2 separate regions of the Homo sapiens genome follow, and region 1 is linked to region 2. Evidence: chromatin loops called from intact Hi-C (ENCODE). Cell type or tissue: PC-3. All regions are shown on one strand. Links, peaks and the distances in the headings refer to the core of each region. The heading gives the core; the rest is flanking DNA. Region 1 overlaps LOC101929200 (a long non-coding RNA gene). Region 2 overlaps ADAMTS16 (ADAM metallopeptidase with thrombospondin type 1 motif 16).

Region 1 (5,376 bases), core at 284-5,283, 65 kb before region 2:
ACAAAATACCTTAGACTGGGTAAGTTATAAACAACAGAAATGCATTGCTCACAGTTCCAAAGGCTGGGAAATCTAAGATCAAGGGAATAGCAGATTCTCTGTCTGGTGAGGGCTGCTCTGCTTCAAAGATGGTGCTTCATCACCACATCCTCACATGGCCGAAGGGGCAAGGAATCTCACTTGAGCCTTTGTCATGAGGGCACTAATGCCATTCACAAGAGTGGAGCCCTCATGCCTTAATCACTTCACAGAGGCCCCACCTCCTAATTCTATCACATTGGGTATAAGATCCCGGTATATAAATTGTGGGGAGACACCAACATTCAGACTGCAGCTGACCCTTCTCAGATAATTCATTTGAAAATGTTTTCCCCATTCTACAGGTTGTCTTTTCACTTTCTTGATGATGTCCTTTGATGCATAAAGGTTTATACTTCTTAGTCAGGCACCGTGGCTCACACCTGTAATCCCAGCATGGGATCACCTGAGGTCGGGAGTTTGAGACCAGCCTGACCAACATGAAGAAACCCCATCTCTAATAAAAACACAAAATTAGCCAGGCATGGTGGCATGCGCCTGTAATCCCAGCTACTTGGGAGGATGAGGAAGGAGAATCGCTTGAACCTAGGAAGCAGAGGTTGCAGTGAGCCGAGATTGCACCATTGCACTCCAGCCTGGGAAACAAGAGCAAAACTCCGTCTCAAAAAAAAAAAAAGTTTATACTTCTCATGAAGTCCAATTTATTTTTTTTCTTTTGTTGCTTACGCCTTCTGTATTATAATAAGAAAACTGTTACCAAATTCAGTGTCACACAGATTTATAGAAGAGGTTTACAATTTCGGCTTGTACATGGAGGTGTCTGTTCCATTTTGGGTTGATTTTGAAGACAGGGAGAGGTGGGAGTCCAACTTTATTCTTCTCCATGTGGATATCAAGTTGCACCAGCACCATTTTTTGGAAAAGCTATTCTTTCCCATTGAATTGTCTTGGATGAACTATGATAGCAAATAAAAAATGAAATCTATTATCTGACTGACTTTTTTTCTAACCTCAGAGTTTCCTTAGAGTCATTTGTTGTGTTTTTCACTGGACAGTATCTCCTATAAGTTTGGTTGTTTTTAGCTGTCATGTTCAAAATGATCTAAAGGAGACACAAAAGCTGAGTGTTGAAAAATGTCAGGTGTGTCCTCTGTAAGGACACACATATCTTACAATGTGTCTGTGTGCCCATTGTGCCACTCCTGAAATGCTCCAGCCTTCCCTTTACCATTTAAGACTCAACTCCAGTCTCTCCTCCTATGCTGAAGTCACCCTGAGCCTCCTCTGTGCGCCGATTGGGCTTCTGGAATTGGTATTTTACATGCTTCTATGAGTGAATTTTTCTACACTGAGGTATAATTACCGATTTGATTCACGTGCCCCCTCCCACGTTCGTCTGCGCAGATGGAAGGCCGTGCTCATCTTGGCAGTGTGTACATCTTCCCCTGGCAGAATGACCTGGCTGTGGCTCCCCCTGGGGTGTTGCCCCCACCCCCAGGGAGCATAGGGAATGCACATGCTGTTCTAGTTTGTCCTTGCTAATGGAGGGCAGGCCCGCCTAGTGTTCCGTTTGGAGAAGAGGCATGCAGCACCTACCACCCCACAGTGGGCCACCAGAACATTCGCTCATGGTGGAGAATGATCCTGCTCCCACTGCAGTGATGTCTACTTTGGGACACCTTGGCTTCTAAAGAAAAACACTATATTAGCTTTCATAAAAATTCCAAAAGCTCCATTTAGTAATTATTGAGAAAGCATCTGTCACACAATCAGTCAGAATTAGGATCCATGAAGGAAAAGAGTTAGATTGACGGTTGGCCCAACCTGGCCTCTCTGCCTCTAAGATGGAAGACCTGTGTCTCTCAGGCTCCTACCTTTCCCCTTCCCCCGGCACCATGACTCAGGCGCTCAGGCAGTAAATCCAGGGCTCATGGGGTCTTCTTTATGTTCCGTACTTCTGGTGACTTACCTCTTAGTTTCTCTTCCTGTTTCCCATTCCGGCTTCAGTCCTTTGCCACATCATTGAGGAGGACCCTCGTCCCTCCTCCCTGTGCTGCCCATGGCACTTGTCTTGGCTTCCTGAATGGTCCAGTCTTCTCTCACTGACTGGCAAGTCTCAGTTCATCCTTAGAATTGGTTCCAGCCTTGACTCCATGGCTCCTGTGGGAAGGTACCCTTCCTCCTCAGCCCCTCTCCTGCCCTCCATCCTGGCCCTGCACTTAGCCGGTGTACATGGTTCACACAGCCTACGTGTACTTTTGATATTTTGCTTCTTGTGCTTGTGTTGTGACATCAGCCTGGAGAGTTTTTTGCCTCCAGACCTCAGCGAGTTCCTCCTAATCAGATAAGTGGCTCCTCTTCCCACCCTCATCCCAAACTCAACATCAACACCATGATTTTAAAATCAACGTGTCAATTTCCATGCTTATTTATGCAGGCTCTTATGGTAGCTGCTTGCGGCTTCAAATTTGGAAAACTTATTTCCACAATATAATTAGAAAGCCACTCCAGAACAGGGATTGGCTTATACACTTCTCATTCTTCAACCTAGGTAGCACCAGTAGGAACTCAGACAAAGTTATTGATGAATTAGGTGAAATGAATTTATCTAAACACTTACTCAGCCTCCAGTGCTTTTAGCCTTTGTGATTTTGAGAACAACATTGTCTAACCTCAGGGTGTTACCAGACATTGGAAAGTTTTAATGTCTCAAGTGACTTAGGGTGGATAGACCTGGGTAAAAAACAGGAAAACAAAGAGAAACAGGAACTGAAGGAGATTCCTGGAGAGGTTTCTGGAATGAAAAGTTCTTGGGGTTTGTGACCCTAGAAACCACAAACTTTGTGGTCCTGGTGTTAAGGACAGAACTGCTGAGGCTCGAGGAATGTGTGCACACTAGTCCCTGAGTGCCATGACCTGACAGCGTCTGCAAACAATGTCTCATGTGATTAAAGCCAAAGCATGACCTCAGGGATGGGGACTCCTGGCACACAGCAGCTTAAAACTCCAGGGAGAGTAGGTATTTTCTTTACTTGAAAGCACTCTTTGCATGAAAGAAGAATGCACACTCAGGGGCTGCTTTCGTACTCACTGTTCATTTAACCCTGGTTTGTAAGATGTCATAGTTGAGGAAGAGAAAAGAAAAGGTATCTTCAATGATTAGTTTTGTTTTCCTTTGTCATAAGATAGCAACCGAGGAGTGATTTAAGGAGGTCTGAGATGTGTGCTTAAGATAATCCTTTTAAAATGGTAATTAATCATGACTGAGTCATAGATGACTCTATCAAAACAGTATCTTACATTTTATACAGCTTCAACTTTTCCAAGTATTTTTATGTCTTTTATCTATTTACTTTTCAAGGGGAGGCCAGATCCAGCATACCAGCTTCCCACGCATAGGTCTTTCTCCTTTTCCATGGTTTTGTGTGCATAAATACATAATTTGGGCCACCCACTTAATTTCAAATAATCCTTATTAAACACTGAGTATTTGTTAATCATCTTTACATTTGCTATTTCATTGACAAGGAAATATGGTTCAAACATACACATTTACTCTCTTCTCAATAATTCCTGACCTCCACCCTCACCAAACTAAGTTGCAAGAAAATTGGGACCTATTTGGAAGATAATCTTTGTTTTTCTACTCTGCACATATTTGCCCATTTATGATGTTTGTGGAAGGCAGGAAGAAGTTTCTCATCTTTTCATTTTTGGCAGACTTATTGCCTGAGAGCTTTGGAGTGTCAGATACCTCAGCCAATGAAACACCATCTGCTACTGGACAGAGACTCTTCTTTGAGGCCCCAGTATTCTCTGCCCTGGTCTTCTAGGCTGAGCCATCCATCTTTTTCTATCTCTTTTCAGTAAGCTGAGGAGAAATGCTAAGCACTCAGGCTGAAATGAAAATATCTCACCACGCGCTCCCATCCATAAGAGAACCAGGTGCGTTTGCAGCACGGATCCTTCATCACTGTGCCAGTGACCTCATTTTCTTGGGACTAGATACTCTATTGAGAAAAGGGGCTCCTTCCTCATTAAATTACTTCCTCGGTTAAATGAGTGCGTTTCTGAGATTCTAAAAGTAAATTCAGCCAGGTCTAAGGATATTCAGACCAAAGGTGAAAGGTAGGTTGTTCTTGTGTGGATGGCAGGAAGAAAATGTGCTGGGGACCCCTTGATGTCCTGTGGAGGGACTGGGGGTGAGAAGAATGGATAAGGGTGTTGGGCTTGTGGGAGCCCAGTGCGGCTGGGAGGGAGCTGGGGGCACGTGCTGAGCTTGTACTTGCACATGGTGAGTGTGTGGCCCTGCCAGGACACCCAGGGGAGCTTGTCTCAGGGGCCAATTGTCAACCAGAGGCCCGTGCGGGAAGGGTTTGGAGGCTGAAGACTAAGCAGGGAGTCAACTGGGCACAGGGAGCTCTTGGGAAAGGCAGAACGGGAGTCATCCCTGCTGCCAAGCAGACAAGGTGGCCACGGACCGTCAGAGACGAGCTACGCAGAATCAGCCTGGGGGCTTCTGTCTTTCTACGTCTTTGACTCAATTGGGTCTAAAATAGACAAAGAGAGCTCAGCTTCCAAAATCACCATGTGACCATGGCGAAAATCTAGAGAACAGGTTGATGAGTGTTTGCAGCATGCTGGAGCAAGGTCATTCTTCTACTCAGAGTCTAGGAAGGAACTGCGCCCTCCACGAAGGCCCTGAGAACTGCCCAGGCCCTGAGAACTGCCCAGGCCCTGGGTTTTGCCTCTTGCAGCCCCTAGAATAGAACTTGCAGAGACCTTACAACTCTGTGGCTGACCAAATGCAAGTGGCAACATTGTCCACACACAGCCTTTGCCCCGTTGTCTGCTGATCTGCAACCCAACCCTGCACTCCGTCCAGAAACAAAACTCCCTCCCTGAGTTTGGAGAATCATGAGTATATGGAGTAGAGGCTGAGACATAAAACAATGTCTGAGACTGGACCCTGTAGAAAATCACCATACCCTGGGAAGCCATGGGGGTTGATGTCCGTGTACAGACAGAAACGTGGTGGATGCGAAAAGTGACAGACCACAGTCCTGGGAACTCTGTCCTGCTGCTGAGGGGCGCCTGAGAAGGAAGGACTGATGCCGAGAAGATCCTTGATGTTTATTTACTGTGGTTTCCTGTTTCTCAAAATGGAAGACACAATGCCACTGGTCATGGGGTCTTCCCAGGCTGCACCCTCAGTGAAGACGATAATGAAACCAACTACTGTGCACGTGTATGTGCCTGCATGTGTGCATGTATGTGTGTACATATGCATGCGTGCCTGCGTGTGTGTGCATGTGTGTTTGTGTTTTTAAATTATCC
Region 2 (5,376 bases), core at 260-5,259:
GTGGGCTCACAAATTTTTACAAATGGAGCACGCCGGTGGGGAATGTTGATGGTGGGGAAGGGTGGACGAGTGTGGGCCTAGGAAATATATGGGAATGTTCTACTTTCTGCTTAATGTTGCCATGAAATGAAGCAAAAACTGCTGGAAAAAAAGGTCTTTAAAAATAAGTAAATAAAACAAAACACATACACATACAACACAATGAAAATCAAGCAAACAAAATATAAAAACTCAAAGTACAAAATACCTTACAGGACTACTTAAGGCACATTTCTAGATGTACAATGACATATTCAAATTCAGAAAGTTAATGTTGTATCCCCACTGCTTCTGCAATGGTTTCTATGTTCCTTTTCAGTGTTTCATGAAATAAGTTCAATTAGTCTGGCTTACGGTTTATTGTGTTTGTCTATAGTTATCACTTGACTTTCATTAGAGACGTATGCAGGCCAATGTCTGTACCTGCTTAAATACATTTCAAGCTCATTGTTTTGGTGCAAAGTCACATTTTCCCCAGGGGAGACACAGTAAGGTGTCATCTTTTATACCTCAGAATCAGCACATTGAGGTGATCAGACAGTTTCAAGCCACGGCATTCCTACCTGATCTGGTGACGTCACACTGTAGCTGAACAGCTCCCTAACAGTGTTTATCTTTTATTTCATACATTTATTTATTTATTGAGACAGGTTTTCACTCTGTGGCCCAGGCTGGAGTGCAGTGGTGCCATCAGGGCAACCTCTGCCTCCTGGGCTCAAGTGATCCTCCCACCTCTCCCTCCCAAGTAGTTGAGAGCACAGGCGTGTGCCACCACATCAGCTAAGTTTTTTGTATTTTTGGTAGAGCTGAAGTTTCACCATGTTGCCCAGGCAGGCTGGTCTCGAACTCCTGAGCTCAAGCCGTCCACTTGCCCCAAAGTGCTGGGATTACAGGCGTGAGTCACTGGGCCAGGCCCAGCACTCATTCTGGAGGGGCCATAGCACTTCTGGTTTCCCTGATTAGACTGAGATTGGTTAGATGTCTTTGCAAAGGGCACAGTGGAGGGCAAACAGGTACCCAAAGACGATCAGGTGGGCCTCAGCACGGTGGCTTCTGTGGGTGAGACACACAGTCCCGTGTCCACCCCACTGGGCTCTCTCTCAGCAGAGAGGGCAAACCTTGGGATCTACAGAACAAAGCTCTAATGACTCTGGAAGGGCCCCTCATGGTTACTTCTTCCCCCTGCAAGTACTCCAAAGTTGAGTAAAACTGGCTCTCATTCCAGAAGCACAAAGAAAGTAACTGCAGAGAGCCACTGCCTGCGGACCTTGGAGGCTCACACCCATGATCTGACAACAGTATAGAATGGCTTCTTGAACTCAAGTAATGAATGCATAGTAGATTTGCTAAAACACCAAGCATTCTAATACAATCCCCAAATATTCCAGAAAGCCATGTTGACACAGAAGTGGGGCTGCCTGCCACCCTGACTGTGCCGTTCGTGGGCCCCAGTGCAAAACAAATGTGCCAGGCCCCTTGTTAAAAATCCTTTGGGGCCGGGGGCAGTGGCTCACGCCTGTAATCCCAGCACTTTGGGAGGCCGAGGCAGGCGGATCACCAGGTCAGGAGATCGAGACCATCCTGGCTAACACAGTGAAACCCCATCTCTACTAAAAATACAAAAAAAAAATTAGCCAGGCGTAGTGGCGGGTGCCTGTAGTCCCAGCTACTCAGGAGGTTGAGGCAGGAGAATGGTGTGAACTCGGGAGGCGGCGCTTGCAGTGAGCCGAGATTGCGCCACTGCACTCCAGCCTGGGTGACAGAGCAAGACTCCATCTCAAAAAAAAAAAAAAAAAAATCCTTTGGAATTTCATATCAGCAACAGCCGAGAATAAAACTACACAGGAGGCTCCTCTGAGCAGGGAGCACTGGAGGCTGCGCAGGTCTCACTCCCAGGAAGCCCATCCTGCTGCTTGGGAACGCTCAGCTACTTAGATAATTAAATGAACCGAGATGTTCACTTCTCCAGCATTCCTGTGAGCAAAACCCTCTCCTACACAAACACCACCTAAGCAACCAGATTTCTTTTCATTCCCTTGGTAACGGGTGCATTACTGGGTGATTAGTATTTTCACGGCCTCAGATCGAAAAGAGATAAGCAACTACAGAAAAGGAAATTGCTCCCCCCTTTTCATTGCAAGTGTTTCTATAGGAGAGCAGTGGAAATAAAGCTGCCCTGCTGAGCCTTATCTTTCATTTCTAGAGTGTGCAACCAGCAGGCAGAGCTACGGACCCATGTATCTTGGTTGTAAAAGGAATTATTCCACTAATGGGTTTGTATAAGCAAGAAGAATAAGCCATCCAAATATCAAGTGGAGACGGGGCTACAGAGAAAACAAAGCATTTGATCACGATATGTGATCCAGACTCTTACTCGGCGTTATCTAGACTCTTACTTGGCATCCCTAGAAGAGTCCTGAAAACAGAGGGGAAGTCTCCATTTACCATCTGGAAAGCATTTCCTCTTGTATCTTCAATCCCCTGTCCTGGCAGGTGTGTGATTAGTGTTAATGCTTAGAAAACGAGAGTTAAGATGAATGACCCGAAGAGCCACTCCATTTAGATAAACTGAGAAGTATAAAGGGAATAAATATTTGTGTGATTTATCATCCATGTTTCAAAAGCAAGTGATAAAAAGGCCTGATTCATGCTAGAATGCAGATGGGGGCGGGGCAGCCGCGGGAGGGCCGTAGGCTGCTTGTCTGGGCAGTGCCCGCGCAGGGAGGAGCCTCCGTGTGAGGGAGGAGCGGGAGGAGCGGAAGGAGCGGGAGCCACAGGCTGCACAGCTCCCCGGTCCTGGAGGAGCCACTGGGAATTGCTGATGCCTGTTATTTCTCCAGGATACTCCTGCTGGCCGAGGCTGCACAGCCATTTTAAGAGAATCTCCAGCAAGAAGACTTCTAGACACCCAACACCCTGCCCCCTGCAGAGATTTAGGACTTAGGGGATCCCATCTGGCAATGCAATTGCAGGAGCCTGCAAGGCTGCAGGACGGCCTCTGGGTGCTGAGGAGGAGGCTGGGGCTCCAGCCAGCACAGCAGGTTTCCTTTTTCATTTAAGTTAAAAGTGATAAGGCTGTGGATTAAGATGTTTTACAGGTTCCACCCCTCAATCCTTGTGGAACCCTCCTTCAAGTTGAACATGAAACATCAGATCACACCCCACTGAGCCCCACTTAGTGTCAGACAGAGCACGAACTGTGGGGAAGGAGAGTGCGGCTTATTCCCTCGGGGCTGTGGCTCCAGCTTTGCCAGGCTGCTGAGGACAGAGCTCGGAGTACCTGCAGCCTAGAGGCCAGGGAAGCCTCTCAGGGAGGCAGAATTCAGTAAGAAAGATGCACACTCCATCCTCAGAGAAACGGAACATGGGTTTCCTGAACATTTAATCAGGAACAAAAAATTGTTAGTATCCAGGACATAATAGAAATATATTTTGCATTTCAGAAGAAAAGTAAAGCAACATTTTAAATTAAAATCTATGTTCCCAACTCAATTGTTAAAATCATACAATGAAACAACAATCCCCAAGGGTTGACATATGCCATGTAGGTCCATTATTCTGTGTTTTTGCCATGGATAGTTTTGCTTTATAGACTAAATTCATAACTGTTGTGAATTTCTTTCTCCTTTTACAGCAACAATAATCATAGCCAAGATTTAGTGAGTGTTTATCACACCTGAGAGCATTTACGTGGAATCCTCACCTTATCCTAGGAGACAGGAGACCTGGATCATGCCCGAAGTGGGGAAGGCAGGGTCGAGCCCAGGGAGGCAGGCAGTGTCACGGCTGCACCTTTGACAAGGTGCAATGCCGCCCAGCGCCTTTGTCTGACTCTGGCCCATGGACATAACCCATGGCAACCAGACCACTCCATAGAAAGAATTCCAGTGCAGGAGAGTTGTGGGAAGGGAGCCTGGAGATCTTGTTTCTCCTGTGAGACAGAAATTTACTAAGCTCCATGTGCGATCAGGCCCTGGCTATTTGTGGGCGATGGACGGGGAGATCCACTTGGTTCTCCTTAAGATTCTCCCAGGCAGGAAAGCATGGCATTGGGTTCACAGAGAGGCTTCTGTATTGTCTCAAAGTTTCCCCTTTCAGAGGGCAATATGAACATTCCAAAATAGGAGGTCCACATGTCAAAGGGTGCCATCGGATGGAGGGCTCCAGGGTTGACTGAAGTGGATTTGGGGCAGCCTCAGTCTCATGTTTCTACTTGCTGTAGGACACATCAGCTCCAGCTTCCCCTAGACTGGCCCTCTGCTGCTGAACTGCACCTTTTCTTCCAGCACACAGTGCTCTTGACAGCATGTGTGTATTAAACCGTGTTTGAGAGAGTCAAGTGTAGAAGATAGGACACAGCAGAACGCAGGGATGTCTTCAGCTCCAAATCTCTCAATACCAGAAAGACCAAGCGTAGAGAGGTGGAGGCAGAGGAGACCCAGCCAGAAAAACAACAGGAACCACTGGGCGAAATGGGTCACTTATATGGAAAAAATAGTAACTTCCAAAGGCTCCTCTAGAGGCTCGGGACCATCTGCCCTTTGTGATGGGAGGGAGGGCAGAGCAGCGGGGTTGGAGGCACAGGGAGATTCTGGCAAGAGGAAGGGCTGGTCATTGCTTCCTTCTCTTTAGTCTGAGGTCCCAGGTGGAGAGTGTGGGGCAGGGAGATGGAGGAGATTGCAGGTGATGTGAACTCAATGTCCTGGGAGGTGGGGAGCAAATGACCCAGGGGCAGGTGTAAGGATTGTGTACCATCCTTGGGTGACCACACTTTTAGAGTGATAACATGGGATTTTGGGGGTAGCATTTACTGCTGAGCTCCATGTGCACAGTGGGTCAAGAGTTGGGGGTATCCAGGCTGAGGTGACCAGGGTAGTATAGGGGAGCGAGGGTGAAGCAAGGCAGCTCAGGTGCTGGTGAGGGGAGGGTTCCAGCACTGCCACAGCCTCTGGCCTGGGTGGGGGCTCCGGGGTCCTGGGCAGTGAGCGGTGGGACGATCAGCCATGCAGTGAGACAGAAGGACAACTTCAGTGTGGATCTTGAAGCATAGGAGCTGCATGACAAGAGGCATGGCCTGTCTGGAGAGGGGTGTTAAGGACCGAGAGGTCACAGGTGAGGTGTGTATGAGCTCAGAATGTGGCTGAGCTGCACCAACTAGACCCAGCAGGCATGGCTTAACAAGGGAGGGAGCGGTTCCCTTTGTGCGAGTCTGAGCTGGTGGGCAGTTGTGGGGTCGGGGAGCGCAGTCCTTCTCCAGGTCACCAGGCTCGACTACCTCCGTCTTGGCCCTCTACTCCCCTAGAAGGTGACCCCTGCCTGAGGGGCTGCAGCTGCTCA

What was found. Hi-C counts contacts between places; a loop is a spot of excess contacts. Peaks named below come from ENCODE experiments on the same cell type or tissue, not always from the same donor. Only the 100,000 strongest peaks of a DNase experiment are listed, where the experiment ranks them.
Region 1: it touches region 2 in a loop (8-fold over the local background); 9 of 110 quality-filtered maps call a loop at or near these places.

Annotation. Positions count from the first base shown.
Region 1 is chr5:5,333,688-5,339,063 of GRCh38, reverse strand. The region is part of intron 2 of LOC101929200 (a long non-coding RNA gene); the gene reads left to right. Among named protein-coding and RNA genes, the nearest start is that of ICE1, 86 kb to the left of the region's middle. In PC-3, for the core only: no CTCF peak of the experiment used is centred there; a DNase peak (open chromatin) is centred at 3,053; H3K4me3 peaks cover 888 bases; H3K27ac peaks cover 2,966 bases.
Region 2 is chr5:5,268,822-5,274,197 of GRCh38, reverse strand. The region is part of intron 18 of ADAMTS16 (ADAM metallopeptidase with thrombospondin type 1 motif 16); the gene reads right to left. All of the region lies in intron 5 of LOC101929200 (a long non-coding RNA gene), which reads left to right. Among named protein-coding and RNA genes, the nearest start is that of ADAMTS16-AS1, 95 kb to the right of the region's middle. RefSeq lists an enhancer at 2,243-2,903. In PC-3, for the core only: CTCF peaks have their summits at 2,713 and 2,928; a DNase peak (open chromatin) is centred at 2,737; H3K4me3 peaks cover 1,355 bases; H3K27ac peaks cover 1,311 bases.